Linked DNA regions of Homo sapiens: region 2 is linked to region 1. Evidence: chromatin contacts called from ENCODE Hi-C or POLR2A ChIA-PET data. All regions are on one chromosome and are shown on one strand. Each heading gives the region's core, a stretch centred on a gene start or an enhancer-like site at or near the end of the contact. The rest is flanking DNA. Distances are from core to core; before and after follow the strand shown. Region 1 has its middle 20 kb from the start of ARK2N. Region 2 overlaps ARK2N (arkadia (RNF111) N-terminal like PKA signaling regulator 2N).

Region 1 (7,588 bases), core at 1,394-3,893:
CTGGTGCAAAGAGAAGACTCACTTACACAACATAATGAGAAAGCAAATGAAAGACAATCCTGAGCCAAGCAGTGTCTAGCCAGGATGCCCCTTCCCTCCATTCCCAGGGAAGCACACTGAGAGGCACCCAGGATGCCAGTTGTTTAGACACAGCATGCAGCCTTCAGGGAGTGTTGCCGGCTTGGGAATGCTGCCAGAAGCCCCCAGCCCTTCTCCTTCCTCTACCTAGCCTGGTGTGTGGGATCTATTTCCAGTCTTTGGTGTTTGTGTTTGTTTTGTGTTTTTTACTTATTTATGTATTTATTTTGCTTATCAGAAGTGTTTTATCAAAGGCCTACATTTCCTCCCCAGTCTGAGGCTTGAGCAGCTTTGTCAAAATTAAGCAAGAGAGATTTTCAGGCTCTACCCAGCCTCCTCCCACCTCCACATCAATGAATGCAGAGCCTTATTCTGACTTGAATGAGAATAAGTGAAGGGAAGGATATATAGGAAGGAAAATGGTTTAAAAATCGCAAAAATGGCCGGGCTCGGTGGCTCACACCTGTAATCCCAGCACTTTGGGAGGCCAAGGCAGGCAGATCACGAGGTCAAGAGTTCAAGACCAGCCTGACTAATATGGTGAAACCCCGTCTCTACTAAAAATACAAAAATTAGCTGAGCGTGGTGCAAGCCTGTAGTCCCAGCTACTCAGGAGGCTGAGGCAAGAGAATCGCTTGAACCCTTGAGGCAGAGGTTGCAGTGAGCCAAGATTGTGCCATTGCACTCCAGCCTGGGTTACAGAGCAAGACTCCATCTCAAAAATAAAATAAAATAAAAAATCTCAAAAACCTGCTTCTCCCACAGGGCTGTGAGAATGCACATCCTTAGCCCAAATCTGGCATATGGTCAGAACTCAATGAGTGTCAATTATGGGCTCACAATCCCTTACTGGAATTTCCAAAGCCCCCAAAGCTCTAAAACCCAAAGGTTTTTCATAATTCATTTGACAAAACCTGATCTGACCTGAATTCATTTGGCAGCAGAACCTCACCTGAACCCCCATTTTGGTCTACTGCAGAACTCTAAGGCGTGTGACTCCTGGGTGTTCCTCCAGGCGCTGCTTGGGGGTATTATGTTTATGGTATAAGCACCTGATTACCTATCTGAAATCTGGAACATTCTGAATTCTGAAATGTAACTGGCCCCAGGGACCTGTTTCTATAAGAAACCTAGGTTCTAGATGTTGTTTCTGCTGTTACCTAGCTGTGTGACATTAGATGTGGTAGACAGACCCTAGAATGGCCCTAAAATTTCCCATCTGCTACTTTTCATGTTATTTATTTATTTATTTATTTTTGAGGTGGAGCCTAGCCATGTCGCCCAGGCTGGAGTGCAGTGGTGTGATTTCAGCTCACTGCCACCTCCACCTCCCGAGTTCAAGCAATTCTCCTGCCTCAGCCTCCCGAGTAGCTGGGATTACAGGTGTGCACCACCACGCCCAGCTAATTTTTGTATTTTTAGTAGAGACAGGGTTTCACTGTGTTGACCAGGCTGGTCTCGAACTCCTGACCTCGTGATCCACCCACCTCGGCCTCCCAAAGTGCTGGAATTACAAGCGTGAGCCACCACACCTGGCCTATTTATTTATTTTTCAAGACAGAGTCTTGCTCTGTCGCCCAGGCTGGAGTGCAGTGGTGCAATCTCAGCTCACTGCAACCTCCACCTCCCAGGTTCAAGCAATCCTCCTGCCTCAGTCTCCCAAGTAGCTGGGATATAATCCCCTCCCTTGGAATGTGGGTGGGACACATTCAAATTTTGTGTGACTTGATTCTCACAAACAGAATATGGCAAAGGTAAAGAAATTTTGAAGATGTAATTAGGGTCTCAAATCTGTTGATTTCATTTCATCAAAAGGGAGATCATCTGGGTGAGCCTGACTCAATCAGTTAAAAGCCTTAAAAGGCTTTTAAGGACTGGCCCCTCCCTGAGGTTAGAGACTCTCTCTCAGTTATTGGCTTTGAAGAAACTGACCTGCTATGAGAAGACCTATGGAAAGAGCCACTTGGCAAGGAAGAGGGGGCAGCATTTAGTTGCGAGAACATTCGGCTGACCACCAGCAAGAAAATGGGTACTTCGGTCCTACAGCTGCAAGAAGATGGATTCTGCCAACAGCCTGAGGGAGCCTGGAAGCAGGTCTTTCCCTGCTTGAGCCTCTGATGAGACTCCAGCCCCAGCTGACACCTTGATTTCAGCCTGGGGAAACCATGGAGCAGAGGAGGCAGCTAAGCTGAGCTCAGGTTCCTGACCCATAGAAATGACGCTAAGTATGTGCTATTTTAATCTGCTATATGACAATCATTTTTAGATGATTTGTGGGCAACACAGAAAGCCAGTACATTAGGGAAGTCTCTTAACCTCCCTGGGTCCCAGTTGTGCATCTGTAAATTAGGGAAATGGTTGAACCGGGTCACACCTAGGAGCCTCTCAGGCTCTAGCTTTTGGAGACTCTGTATGGGCAGATGCTGAGTGCTGCACCGTTGTGAGAAGGAAGAATCGTTCTCTAATGGGTGAGCAGGCTAGTGCTCTCATGTGGGGGGCTGTGGGTGCCAAGGAGGTGTGTCGTTGAGGTGGCTGCTGCAAAATGCAGACAGCTGAGGACTCACCCTGAGTCCTTGATGACCCATCTGCCAGCAGGCTAGACGCTGACCACAACTGGCACCACGCCTGGCTGCAGAGGCGATCAGCTTTCAAGAGCAGGAAAAACAAATGTCCTCTTTCCCCTGCTCTGTAAGGGACGTGCAACCATGCTGGGCATCCATCCCCACCTCTGTTAATTTACTGGGGGGCAAAGGGTCCACTCTGCAATCTTCCTCCCATGATACCTAAAACTCTTGGGCTTGTGACCTCTAGGACTGCCCTGGGGAGCTCCTGGGAAGCTGAGTCAGGGAGGGCATCAGGTTTCCTGCTAGCTCTTGGCACACTTCTGAAGTAGGTGAGCTTGTGCTTCTGTGCTGTCCCACCCAGCCGGTCTGCCAGGTCTCTCTGCTTCCCACACCCGCTGCCGCCTGCCCCAGGGGCCCGGACCACCAACACACCCCAGAGGTGGGGCACCCACTGTCTGCCTTCCCTCCCCCAATACTCCCTCACACACAGCTGACACGCTCATCTGACTGGCTAAAGGGATTGTCCCTTATTAAATTCCTTGGGGGATGATCTCATTAAGCCTTGTTATGGGTCACTTCTATTTCAGGGAGAATAAATTTGCTGCAATCTATGGGCAGCTAGTTAATTGAAACCTGAGGAAGGGGCTGGGGGAGGGGAGGGCACGGGTGAGGGGGTGGAGCGAGCCTGAAAGTGTGGGAAGTGCCTGGCCTGGTGAGAGCTGAGAGCTGGCTGGGAGGAGGCTGAAGGTGCACATGAGGGTAGCCGATAAGGAGGAGGCCACAGGCAGTGGAGGGAGAGGGGAGACAAAAGCAGGTGTCAGCTGCAGCCTGATGCAGGGAGATAGCCTCCTAACTGCCTCCCAGGCCTCTGTGCTCAGCCCTGCCCCAACATATGAGTCCAGGCCAGCACAAAGTGATAAGCACCTAGGCCAGGATGTAGCAACAGAGATGGAAAAGAAGGAGATATGAGAGAACTTGGAAACAAATTTGATACAGGGATGAAGGAGAGGAGAGGAAAAAACCCAAGATGACCTTTAAAGATGCTTGGAGAATGGGGAGAGGCGCCAGCCGGAGCACAAGCCCAACACAGGCCTCTGAGCAATGCCAAGTTTACTGCTCTGCTGTTTAAAGAATCCTTCTTCACCCATTTCCGAAAAAATGTTTCCTATCTCCGGTTTTCTGGCTCTTCAGCCATTCATCTATTCATGCAAGCATTCATTCGGTTCGTCAGAATGGAGACCTTACGTAGCACTCTATCAGCCCCTCTGCTGAATACCGGCAATGCAAATATAGACAAATAGATTTTATAGGCTAAGCGTCGTGAGTCCACCCAGAGCAGTTAGCCACTCCCAGGAGCTCTTTTCCTTCCATTCCCTCTTTTCCAACAGTTGTGTTGATTTTCAGGATAGCTGCTGCAGAGAAGAGAATTCAAAGATGGAGGAAGGTTTTGTGTTGGGGATCTAAAGCCAAAGGAACTTGTGACTTTTGGTCATGCTGAGAGACAGGTGACCACTAATTGTGTAGCCCTTGGCTGGTCTCTGTCTTTTTGAGACTGAGTTTCGCTCTTGTTGCCCAGGCTGGAGTGCAGTGGCACGATCTCGGCTTACTGCAACCTCTGCCTCCCAGTTTCAAGCAATTCTCCTGCCTCAGCCTCCCAAGTAGCTGGGACTACCGGCATCCATCACCATGTTGGCCAGGCTGGTCTCGAGTTCCTGACCTCAGGTGATCCACCTTGCCTGGTCTCTTAATGCTCTTAGCCTGAATTTTATCATCTGTAAAAGGAGAAATAGGCTTAGATGATTTTAGAAAACTCTTCTACTTTGTATCTATGTTCTTGTTTTATGGATGTGAAAGTACTCTGAAAAGTTTGATTTCTACGCAGATGTGAGGTAGTTCTTTATTTCAGAAAGCAATAACAATGCGAGTGCCCACAGGGTGGATATGGGTTGTGAAATGGAAACTCCATCCCCTACTTCTTGCTTCCCTGTGGAGGGGTCTCTATTGGAGCCACATTCCTGGAGTCTCTCTGGCCTGACTCTCCCGGCAAGAAGAATGGTTCCCATCCGGTAATATTTTCTCCACCCAATATTTTACCTGAAATGTCACCAGGAAATATTAATCCCCATGGATCTCATGTCAGCTGCCCTCCTTTATATTTCAAGACCATGGTGGGAGGTAGAGCATGAAACCAGATCACCTTCTGGTGTGAAGATTTCAAGGGAGAAGTTGAGGTGGGAAGCCTCACCAGGTATTCTCTTTAGGACTTGCCTGAGAGTAGATTCTGGGCTGCTCAGACAGGGCAGCGCTCCTGTGACTGGTTGAATAGTCTGTCTACATTTGCTGTGACAGGAATGGGATAGGAAGTTCATGGAGGCTGCTCATTTGCACCGTGTCCCCCAATCCAGCTTTGATCTGCCATAAAGTTGACATTTAAGTGTTCGCCTGTTTCCTGCATCTTATTTTTTAGTTGCTTCCAAACTTGAGGAGAGAAAGAGAAAGGGTTATTTATTACACAGGCCCCAACCCTAGCAAGAGAAAAAAAAAAAATCACAGTCCACGTTATAAGTCTTCCTTGGGATTTTGTTCTTTTTTTCTTTTTTCGAGACAGGGTCTCACTCCGTCATCCACACTGGAGTGCAGCTATATGATCTGGGCTCACTGCAGCCTCCACCTCCCAGATTCAAGCGATTCTCCCACTTCAGCCTCCCGAGTATCTGGGATTACAGGTGCCCGCCACCATGCCCAGCTAATTTTTAGTATTTTTAGTACGGATGGGGTTTTGCAATGTTGGCCAGGTTGGTCTCGAACTCCTGACCTCAAGTGATCCACCTGCCTTGGCCTCCCAAAGTGCTGGGATTACAGGAGTGTGCCACCACACCCGGCTAATTTTTGTATTTTTAGTGGAGACAGGGTTTCACCATGTTGGCCAGGCTTGTCTCAAAGGAGATTTTTTTCTTTTTTCTAAATTCCTCCCTTACCCTTGCCTTCTCCACATCCAAATGAGTATCAGCCTCTGGGCACTCATTCCCAAAATGACCTAGTCCTTTCATTCCACTGTGACATCTTTCCAGAATGCTTTTCCTCTTCTCTATGAGGCAAAATTCTTGTCATTCTTAGAGTCATGGCTCAGAGTTCTCCCCCTCAGTGAGTCAATCCTTCTCAAGGAGCTCAGGCTGAGTTTGCAGCTTCCTTGTCTCAGTTTCTAGGACTCTATTCTATTATGCTATCACTAGTCCTAATGGGAGGCGACCTCATGCCCGTCTTACCCAATAGAGCAGACTAGGTTGAGTGCTGTACCTGGAAGTTCCTCTGGCCACATCTATGTCTTCTTAGAACTATTGTGTCTGGGGTTTCCTGGGTGGGGAAGGCAAATGAAACCTCAGCAATGACTGGTATGAATTCTCCTGCCAGGTGGGGGCCTTAAAGTAGAAATCAAATTGATTTCTAGGAAATGAAGAAAGTGATGTTTCTTGCATACTTGAGTTGGAGGGCTAGAGTATTATTCACTGCAAATAAATTCTGACCTTGTTTTTTCATGAAATGTTGCTCTCCTTCTCACTCTTCCACCCTAGAAATTTTGTCAAGGCTTGAATCAGTCCAGAATTTACTCTATTGTTCCCTTACCTGTTGCTTGGAATGTGACCGTTTGGGGAGTGTGTTTTGTTTTGTTTTGTTCTGAGACAGAGTCTTGCTCTGTTGCCCAGGCTGCAGTGCAGTTGTGCGATCTTGGCTCACTGCAACTCTGCTTCCTGGGTTCAAGCGATTTCCTGCTAATTTTGTTTTTTTTTATTTTTAGTAGAAAAAGCATTTCACCATATTGGCTAGGCTGGTCTTGGACTCCTGACCTCAAGTAAACTGGCTGGCCTTGGCCTCCCAAAGTGCTAGGATTACAGGCATGAGCCACCACACCTGGCCTGGGGAGTGTTTTACCATTCCTGAGACTAGATGGTGACAGGTTCTTACAACAGCCTGAGCAAAGCCTGACACAGAGGGGGAACCCCTTCAGTGGATGGGTCCTTCCTGCCACAGACTAAATGTAAATAAAGTCCTTCTGCTGTGTCTTCAGTGAGGATGGAGAACAGAGGGCTGCTCAAGGTCAAGTTGTATACTTGGAGGCTGGAGAAGAAGCCCCACACAGAGAAAGCCCAGGTGAGCTGAGCAGGACAGGAAGGATCCTCCGAGACCTGCAGATCATGCCACCAACCAGCACCAGGCCTACATCCAAGGAGCGCAGGGTATCCAGGAAGAACATCAGGCCGTACTCTCTCTCAGGCTAGACCAGTCACTTCTATTCCAAAGAAGACTTCTCAGGGCTGGAAGCATCCCCTCCCCTCTGTAGTCCCTCTCTTGTGCTTGCTGCCCTCCTTGACCTTGGTTCCCTTGGTTTCCAGTGAGCCAAGTGGAGGTGTACTCTCCCACCTCGTCATGTGCAGCCTGCCTGGGAACACAGTGTCTCCAAGGCTGACTGAGGAGAACAGAACTTGAGGAGAAAAACAGCAGCACAGAGAAGGAAAAACAGAGTGGGGCCTGGGGAGAAAGGAGAGCTCTCAGCTGGGGTTTCCCACAGAAGCAGAGTCTCAGACAAGAGCTTGCACACAGGTCATTAATTTTGGGAATTACCCCAGAACAGGAGTGAGGAACTGGAGAGAGTGACCCAAGGAAGGAGGGAGAGCCATTCCAATGTGTGCTGCCTTATCAAGCTCATCTCCAGGGAGGCCGCCTGGGCGTGGTCCACCTGTTTGCCCCTAAAGAGAACCAAAGAACGAGCTTCAAAATTGTTCGTCTGAGGGAAATAATAGAGGATGTTTATCCACCAGTTCTGGCCCCCTCGGGTCAAGGTTGCCCCATAGGATGTTAACTCCTTCTGTCTTCTAGGTTTGTCCACATGCAATCCAGAGTGTCCCAGGAGGGAAACCCCGGGGCAGGTGATACCTACAGGCAACTGC
Region 2 (7,588 bases), core at 2,970-5,469, 47 kb after region 1:
TGGGGCCTCATGATGTTACCCAGGCTGGTCTCAAACTCCTGGGCTTAAGCAGTCCTCCTGCCTTGGCCTCCCAAAGTGCTGGAATTACAGCTTGAGCCACCACGCCTTGCATCCCACATAAACTTTTTTTTTTTTTTTTTTTTTTTTTTTTTTTTTTTGAGGGGGAGTCTTGCTCTGTCACCCAGGCTGGAGTGCAGTGGCACGATCTGGACTCACTGCAGCCTCCGCCTCCTGAGTTCAAGCAGTCCTCCTCCTTAGCCTCCAAAGTAGCTGGGATTACAAGTGTGTGCCACCACACCTGGCTGATTTTTGTATTTTTAGTAGAGACAGAGCTTCGCCATGTTGGCCAAGCTGGTCTCGAACTCCTGACCTCAAGTGATCTACCTGCTTCAGCCTCTTAAAATGCTGGTATTATAGGCATGAGCCACTGTGCCTGGTCCAGATAAACTTTTGAAGAAACCCAACCATTATACCATTGTCATCTGCAACAATTAACAATAATAATATAAAATAATTTACTGTCTAGTCTGTGTTTACTTTTTCTTTTTCTTTTTTTTTTTTGAGACAGAGTTTCACTTTTGCTGCCCAGGCTGGAGTGCAGTGGTGCGATCTCGGCTCACAGCAACCTCTGCCTCCCGGGTTCAAGCGATTCTCCTGCCTCAGCCTCCGGAGTAGCTGGGATTACAGGCATGCGCCACCACGCCCAGCTAATTTTGTATTTTTAGTAGAGATGGGGTTTCTCCATGTTGGTCAGGCTGGTCTTGAACTCCGGACCTCAGGTGATCCACCCGCCTCGGCCTCCCAAAGTGCTGGGATTACAGGCGTGAGCCACCGTGCCCGGCCAAGACGGAGTCTCGCTCTGTCGCCCAGGATAGAGTGCAGTGGCGTGATCTCGGCTCACTGCAAGCTCTGCCTGCCGGGTTCATTCCATTCTCCTGCCTCAGCCTCCCGAGTAGCTGGGACTACAGGCGCCTGCCACCACGCCCTGCTAATTTTTTGCATTTTTAGTAGAGACAGGGTTTCACCATGTTAGCCAGGATGGTCTTGATCTCCTGACCTCGTGATCCACCCGCCTCGGCCTCCCAAAGTGCTGGGATTACAGGTGTGAACCACCTTGCCTGGCCGAGTTGTAAATGTTAAGCCTATTTTGCATTTGTAAGATAATACCACTTGTATTTTTGTACCTATTGTTGCATAAAAATTGTCCCAAAATTTAGTGGGGTGATATTAGCAATAAACGTTATCATTTCAGCATCTGAGAGTCAGATATTTAGGAGCAACTAACTAGTTGGTCAATTATGACTTTATGAGATTACAGTCAGGTTGTCAGCTTGAGGCTTCAGTTATTTGTAGACCTGATGGGCTGGAGGATCCATTTGCAAGGTGACTCACTCACATGGCTGGCAAGATAGTATTGGCTTTTAGTGGAAACCTCAGATTCTTTCCATTTGAACCTCTCCAAGAGTGCCCTCATGGAATGGTGGCTGGTGTCTCCCAAAGGGAGCAATCCTAGAGAGAGAAGTGAGAAGAAAGAGAGCAAAGCATGTCAGGTGGTAACTGTCTTCTTTATAACCTCATCTTGGAAATCATAGAACATTACTTCTGCCGTCTTCTATTATTAGAAGCAAGCCATCAAGTCCAGCCTGCATTCGAGGGAGGAGAATTAAGGTCACCCTTTTGAAGGGAGGAACATTAAAGAATTTGTGAACAGATAAAAAAAGATTTTAGCTTGTGTTTTGTGGCCATGAGTTATTTACATTTTTCCACATGCCAGATATACTTAACTCCCAAGATTGCCCAAAAGTCGTGTCCCTTTCTTTTTTTTTTGAGACAGAGTCTGGAGTCTGGAGTGCAGTGGTGCAATCATGGCTCACTGCAACCTCTGCCTCCCAGGTTCAAGCGATTGTCCTGCCTTAGCCTCCCTAGTAGCTGGGATTACAGGTGCCCACCACTACGCCAGCTAATTTTTGTATTTTTAGTAGAAACGGGGTTTCACCGTGTTGGCCAGGTTTGTCTCGAACTCCTGACCTTAAGGGATCCACCCACCTTGGCCTCCCAAAGTGCTGGGATTACAGGCGTGAGCCACCACGCCTAGCCAAAGTCTTCTCTCTTTACAGCATTTAATTAAGTCCAAGTACGGCTGAAGCTTCTCTGGTGAGGTTCCTTGAATGTAGTTCCTTGATGAATACAGTTTCATTTGATCTGAAGACCTGTGAACCACAGAGAGAACTTACCTGCTCCTGTATATATACCCAACATATAATAGCCAGTTAGTCGTTGGATAACATCTGTAGACTCTCTTTTCAAAAAGGGGAAAGCAAGAAGTACACTGGAGTCACTGATATAAATAGCATTTCTGAAATCCAGGAGGACGTGTGTTGGTAGTTCCTTGATTAGGACTTATGATTCTGCATGATGTACTTTCACCTCTTTTATATTTTCCATCTCATATTTTTTGTATGCCGTTATGGGTATTTTCTTCAAATCTGTCTTTTAGTTTGCTAGTTTTCTTTTTAGCTGTGTGTAATCTGTTACTTAACCTGCCCAGTTTTTCCTACGATATTTCCATTTTTGAAAATTGTGGGCCAGGTGTGGTGGCTCACGCCTATAATCCCAGCACTGTGGGAGGCTGAGGTGGCTGGATCACTTGAGGTCGGGAGTTCAAAACCGGCCTCACCAACATGGTGAAACACTGTCTCTACTAAAAATACAAAAGTTAGCCGGGTATGGTGGTGGCGCCTGTAGTCCCAGCTACCTGGGAAGCTGAGGCACGAGAATCACAGAATCACTTGAACCCGGGAGGTGGAGGTTGCAGTGAGCCGAGATCGCCCCCACTGCACTCCAGTATGGATGACTGAACCAGACTCCATCTCCAAAAAAAAAAAAAAAAAAAAAAAGAAGCTTGACTCTTTTTTAAATTTAATTTTTAATAGTTACATTGTAATGCAGTTTTGAAAGATTTTTACATTGGTCCATAAAACGAAGAACTATGAGACAATATTATAAAAAGTTCATTCTCCCATTTTGATTCTCTACCTTTCACCTTCCTACTTTTCACAAGTAAGAATTACTAATTTCTTGTTTCCTTATAGATTTTTAAAATACGCAAATGTAGGTAGATTTTCTTCCCTCATGTTTTATACAAATACCATATTGTACCCACTTGTCTTTTTTCTTTTTTGAGATGGAGTTTTGGTCTGTTGTCCAGGCTGGAGTGCAGTGGTGCATCTCGGCTCACTGCAACCTCCACCTCCCGGGTTCAAGTGATTCTCCTGCCTCAGCCTCCCAAGTAGCTGGGACTACAGGCGTGCACCATCACACCTGGCTAATTTTTGTATTTTAAGTAGAGATGGGGTTTCACTATGTTGGCCAGGTTGGTCTCGAACTCCTGACCTTGTGATCCACCTGCCTCGGCCTCCCAAAGTGCTGGGATTACGGATGTGAGCCACTGTGCCCAGCCTTTTTCCTTCTTAAAAATGGACCCTGGAGATCATTTCTAATATAGAAAAGAGTTCCTCATTCATAGTCCTTTTGTAGCTTAGTTTTGTCATGATAATCATAAACCTACATCTATAGTCCAGCTAGAATTGGAAGATGAGATGGGAAATATGGAACCCATAGAATTACAGCAAATGAGCACGCAAAGATTATGGATTTTAAAGCAGTCTGGGAGTAAATGAGATAAAACAAAATTAAATTTGAAACTTGCCCTCAGTCAATATTTAAGACCTTCTTGCTTGTTTTGCACCTCTATCTTAACTTTCACAGTATTCATGCCATCTTTTACCTTTCCATGGTGGGCTTATATGTTATTTCAGGCTGAACTACATTTCCTAGAAACTCCTTTCCTGTATCTTTCTTTTTAATTTTTAAAAATTATTTTATTTTATTTTTTTGAGATGGAATCTCTCGCTGTTGCCCAGGCTGGAGTGCAGTGGAGTGATCTCGGCTCAGTGCAACCTCTGTCTCCTGGCTTCAAGCGATTCTTCCTGCCTCAGTCTCCTGAGTAGCTGGAACTACAAGTGTGTGCCACCACACCCAGCTCATTTTTTTTTTTTTTTTTTTTTTTTAGTAGAGGTGGGGTTTCACCATGTTGGCCAGGCTGGTCTTGAACTCCTGACCTCAAGTGATCCACCCGCCTCAGCCTCCCAAAATGCTGTGATTACACTTTCCTGTGTCTTTCTTGTAAGGTTGGGCACAAGAGAGATTACTGTAGGAGATTTGGAGAGTGGCCATTTTGTTGTTTACATACATTGTTGCTTATCTGTTGAGTCACCTCACTTCTTTGTAGTGAAGCAGCTTATGGGACTGCAACTGTTTAACTCTCCCCTAGATCTCCTTCCCAATCTTCTTCAGCTCTGCTGACTCCTGGGCCAGGTATATGTTTAGCTGTTTGACAAAGAGGTTTGGTTCTATAGGACATCTATACCATCAAGGTTAGAGGCAACAAGAACTAATACAGAGTTCAGTTTGTCCTGTGGACTTAAGCTTGTGTGTGTGATTTCTAGCTCGTTGTTTCTTGCTCTCTCCTACTTGTTCTCTGCCACATCCATCTTTCTGTCTCACCTGCGGCCCTGTGGATTTTAAGCGCCAGCATCAGATGCAGATAGCCTTACAGAAAATTCTTTATTGTGTGTGTGTGTGTGTGTGTGTGTGCGCGCGCGTGCTGGGGGCAGAGGGTGTATTTTTAAGACCTGGTGGTTCTGTTTCTCTGACCAAACCTGAATTATTCATTTTTCCGAAAGACCACATTTGCTATCTATCTAATCAATCAATTTTATCAGTTTATGGAAACTGGGAGTCATTTATACTGAGTTCAGGATTTGCCAGGGACAAGATGTCAGATGTCACAGGTTACAGTTTTTTTGTTTGTTCGTTTGTTTTTTTTTAAGACAGAGTCTTGCTCTGTCACCCAGGCTGGAGCGCAGTGGCGCAATCTTGGCTCACTGCAACCTCTGCCTTCCGGGTTCAAGCGATTCTCCTGCCTCAGCCTCCTCAGTAGCTGGGATTACAGGCACGTGCCACCACGCCCAGCTAATTTTTGTGTTTTTAGTAGAAATGGGGTTTCACTATGTTGGCCAGGCTGGGCTCAAACTCCTGACCTCATGATCCGCCCGCCTCAGCCTCCCAAAGTGCTGAGATTACAGATGTGAGCCACCGCACCTGGCCAGGATGGGGTTTTTATGGTTGGGCTTTGGCACAGGTAGGGCAGCTGAAGTCTGGCTGTAGGTAGCAGTATCCATGAAGTGGCTTCTTATTCATTTCTACAGCTGCAAAGCATTGCATTGGAACTCTGGATGTTTTTTAGCATTTGTTGTCATTGTCCCTGCTCATTTTGATTACATCATTTTTTTTTTGAGACAGTGACACTAATGCAGCAGTTATTTGAGAATATCTTATTTCATCCTTAACTAAAGTGCCTAGCTCATGCTAACTACACACAAATAAATGCCTTTTCTGTGTTGAATGCCTTTTCTGTGCTACAAATACATGGGTGCTAGTAGGGCACTACTACGATTTTGATTACATCATTTTCTTTTTTCTTTTTTTTTTTTTTTTTTGAGACAGGGTCTTGCTCTGTCACCCAGGCTGGAGTGCAGTAGTATGATCACAGCTCACTGCATCCTCAACCTCCTGGTTCAAGTGATCCTCCTACCTCAGCCTCCCGAATAGCTGGGACCACAGGTGCATGCCACCATGTCCTGCTAATTTTCAAAATATTTTTTTGTAGATATAGGATCTCCTTATATTGCCCAAGCTGGTCTTGAACTCTTGAGCTCAAGAGATCCTTCCTTACCTTGGCCTCCCAAAGTGCTAGGATTGCAAACGTGATCTACTATGCCTGACCTTGGTTTTGTTTTGTTTTTTAATTTTGAAATACTTTTCATATAGGCTTTCAAAAAAATATGTGTAGGATGATTCCTTGCGGGTTTGAATATGTATTTGTAGTTTCAACAGACTCTGTGAAGTAGACTTGTTTTTTTGTCCATTTTGGACTTTTTTTTGTCCTATAAACTCTATTTGGTTAAATTTATGTGGTGGAGATTCTGAGATCCTAGGGTGACGATGCTTTCCTTCATTGCGGATTTCTTTGCTTTTTCAGGGTTTCTTGACCACATGGACAGTGTAAATTTGAATTCTAGATCCAAGTAATAATAAGGAAGTAGTATCAAATTTTCTGAGTTCTGATCTCCCAGCATTGACCTACAAGTTTCTTGGTAAGCCCTCTGTTGGCAGGTGTTTTTTTTCCCCTAGATCTCCCTTTCACTAGCGGTATAAGCTACTGTGAGAGTCCCAACTCATGGCAGGAATATCAGATCTAGTTTTCTTTTCTTTTCTTTTCTTTTTTTTTTTTTTTTAAGACCGAGTCTCACTCTGTTACCCAGGCTGGAGTGCAGTGGAGTGATCTCGGCTCACTGCAACCTCTGCCTCCTGGGTTCAAGCGATTCTCCTCCTTCAGCCTCCTGAGTAGCTGGGATTACAGGCGGGCGCCATTACGCCTGGCTAATTTTTGTATTTTTGGTAGAGATGGGGTTTCGCCATGTTGGCCGAGATGGTCTCGAACTCCTGACCTCAGGTGGTCCACCTTCCTCAGCCTCCCAAAGTGCTGGGATTACAGGCATGAGCCACCATGCCTGGCCTAGATCTAGTTTTCTTAACTTTGCCCTGGCCTAAAGCTTAATCTTCTGTTCTCAAACTAGTATGGTATTTGCTCCCAGGACAACTCTAGTATTTCTAGGTTGTTTTATGTCCAATTTTTAGCTCACTGTTGTGTCTGTTGGGAGGTACACTTTGAGTTTCTCTTACTTTGTTGATAGTTCACAAAATATTAAAAATGTTGCAATTTCCTCAGGATCTGATTGCCCTTTTTGGGTAGCATGCACACTAGCTGAAAAGTGTCCTACTAGCACCCATGTACTTGTAGCATAGAAAAGGCATTCAACATAGGAAAGGCATTTATTTGTGTGTAGTTAGCATGAGCTAGGCACTTTACTTAAGGATGAAATAAGATATTCTCAAATAACTGCTGCATTAGTGTCATTGGAGGGATTATAGAGAAGGAAGAGACTATATTTGTTTGAAGAGATTGTGTAGACTATATTTGTGTGGAGAGGCTGAGGAAGTTGGATCACCTGAGGTCAGGAGTTTGAGACCAGCCTGACCAACGTAGCGAAACCCCGTCTCTACTAAAAATACAAAAATTAGCTGGGCGTAGTGGCGGGTGCCTGTAATCCCGGCTACTCAGAAGGCTGAAGGAGGAGAATCGCTTGAACCCGGGAGGCAGAGGTTGCAGTGAGCAGAGATCGCTCCACTGCATTCCAGCCTGGGCAACAGAGTGAGACTCGGTCGCAAAAAAATAAAAATTAAAAAAAAAAAAAAGAAAGAAAAGAAAACTAGATCTGATATTCCTGCCCATTTCTTTTCTGTTGGAGACTGAAATAGAAATATGTAGATCATGTATCTTCTAGATATGATGGACTTGGAGAGAATACTGTTTTACTTCCACCAGAATGACTAAAATAAATGCCTGAAACAAACAAAAAACCAACCATGCTAGTGTTGGTAAAGCATGAAAAAAACAGAGACT

The links. A loop is a pair of places that touch in the nucleus more often than their neighbours do. ChIA-PET counts read pairs that join two places held with the same protein, here RNA polymerase II (POLR2A). Pooled maps may share reads with other maps.
Region 2: a loop to region 1 is called in a map of PC-9, with 6 times the contacts of the local background. The contact joins two enhancer-like sites. A Hi-C loop is called at or near these places in 1 of 168 maps with a recorded cell type or tissue (PC-9) and 1 of 50 pooled maps. POLR2A ChIA-PET finds 5 or more read pairs at or near these places in 15 of 52 experiments (A673, BJ, CD4-positive, alpha-beta T cell and 11 more).

Annotation. Positions count from the first base shown.
Region 1 is chr18:46,149,973-46,157,560 of GRCh38, forward strand. No RefSeq gene overlaps it. Among named protein-coding and RNA genes, the nearest start is that of ARK2N, 20 kb to the right of the region's middle. RefSeq lists a silencer at 5,913-6,119. Within about 2 kb of position 2,644, at least 8 of the 41 ENCODE cell types and tissues checked have a DNase peak (open chromatin) inside an H3K27ac peak, as active enhancers do; they include PC-9, where a contact is called at or near this core.
Region 2 is chr18:46,195,437-46,203,024 of GRCh38, forward strand. The region is part of intron 1 of ARK2N (arkadia (RNF111) N-terminal like PKA signaling regulator 2N); the gene reads left to right. Among named protein-coding and RNA genes, the nearest start is that of ARK2N, 25 kb to the left of the region's middle. Within about 2 kb of position 4,220, at least 4 of the 41 ENCODE cell types and tissues checked have a DNase peak (open chromatin) inside an H3K27ac peak, as active enhancers do; they include PC-9, where a contact is called at or near this core.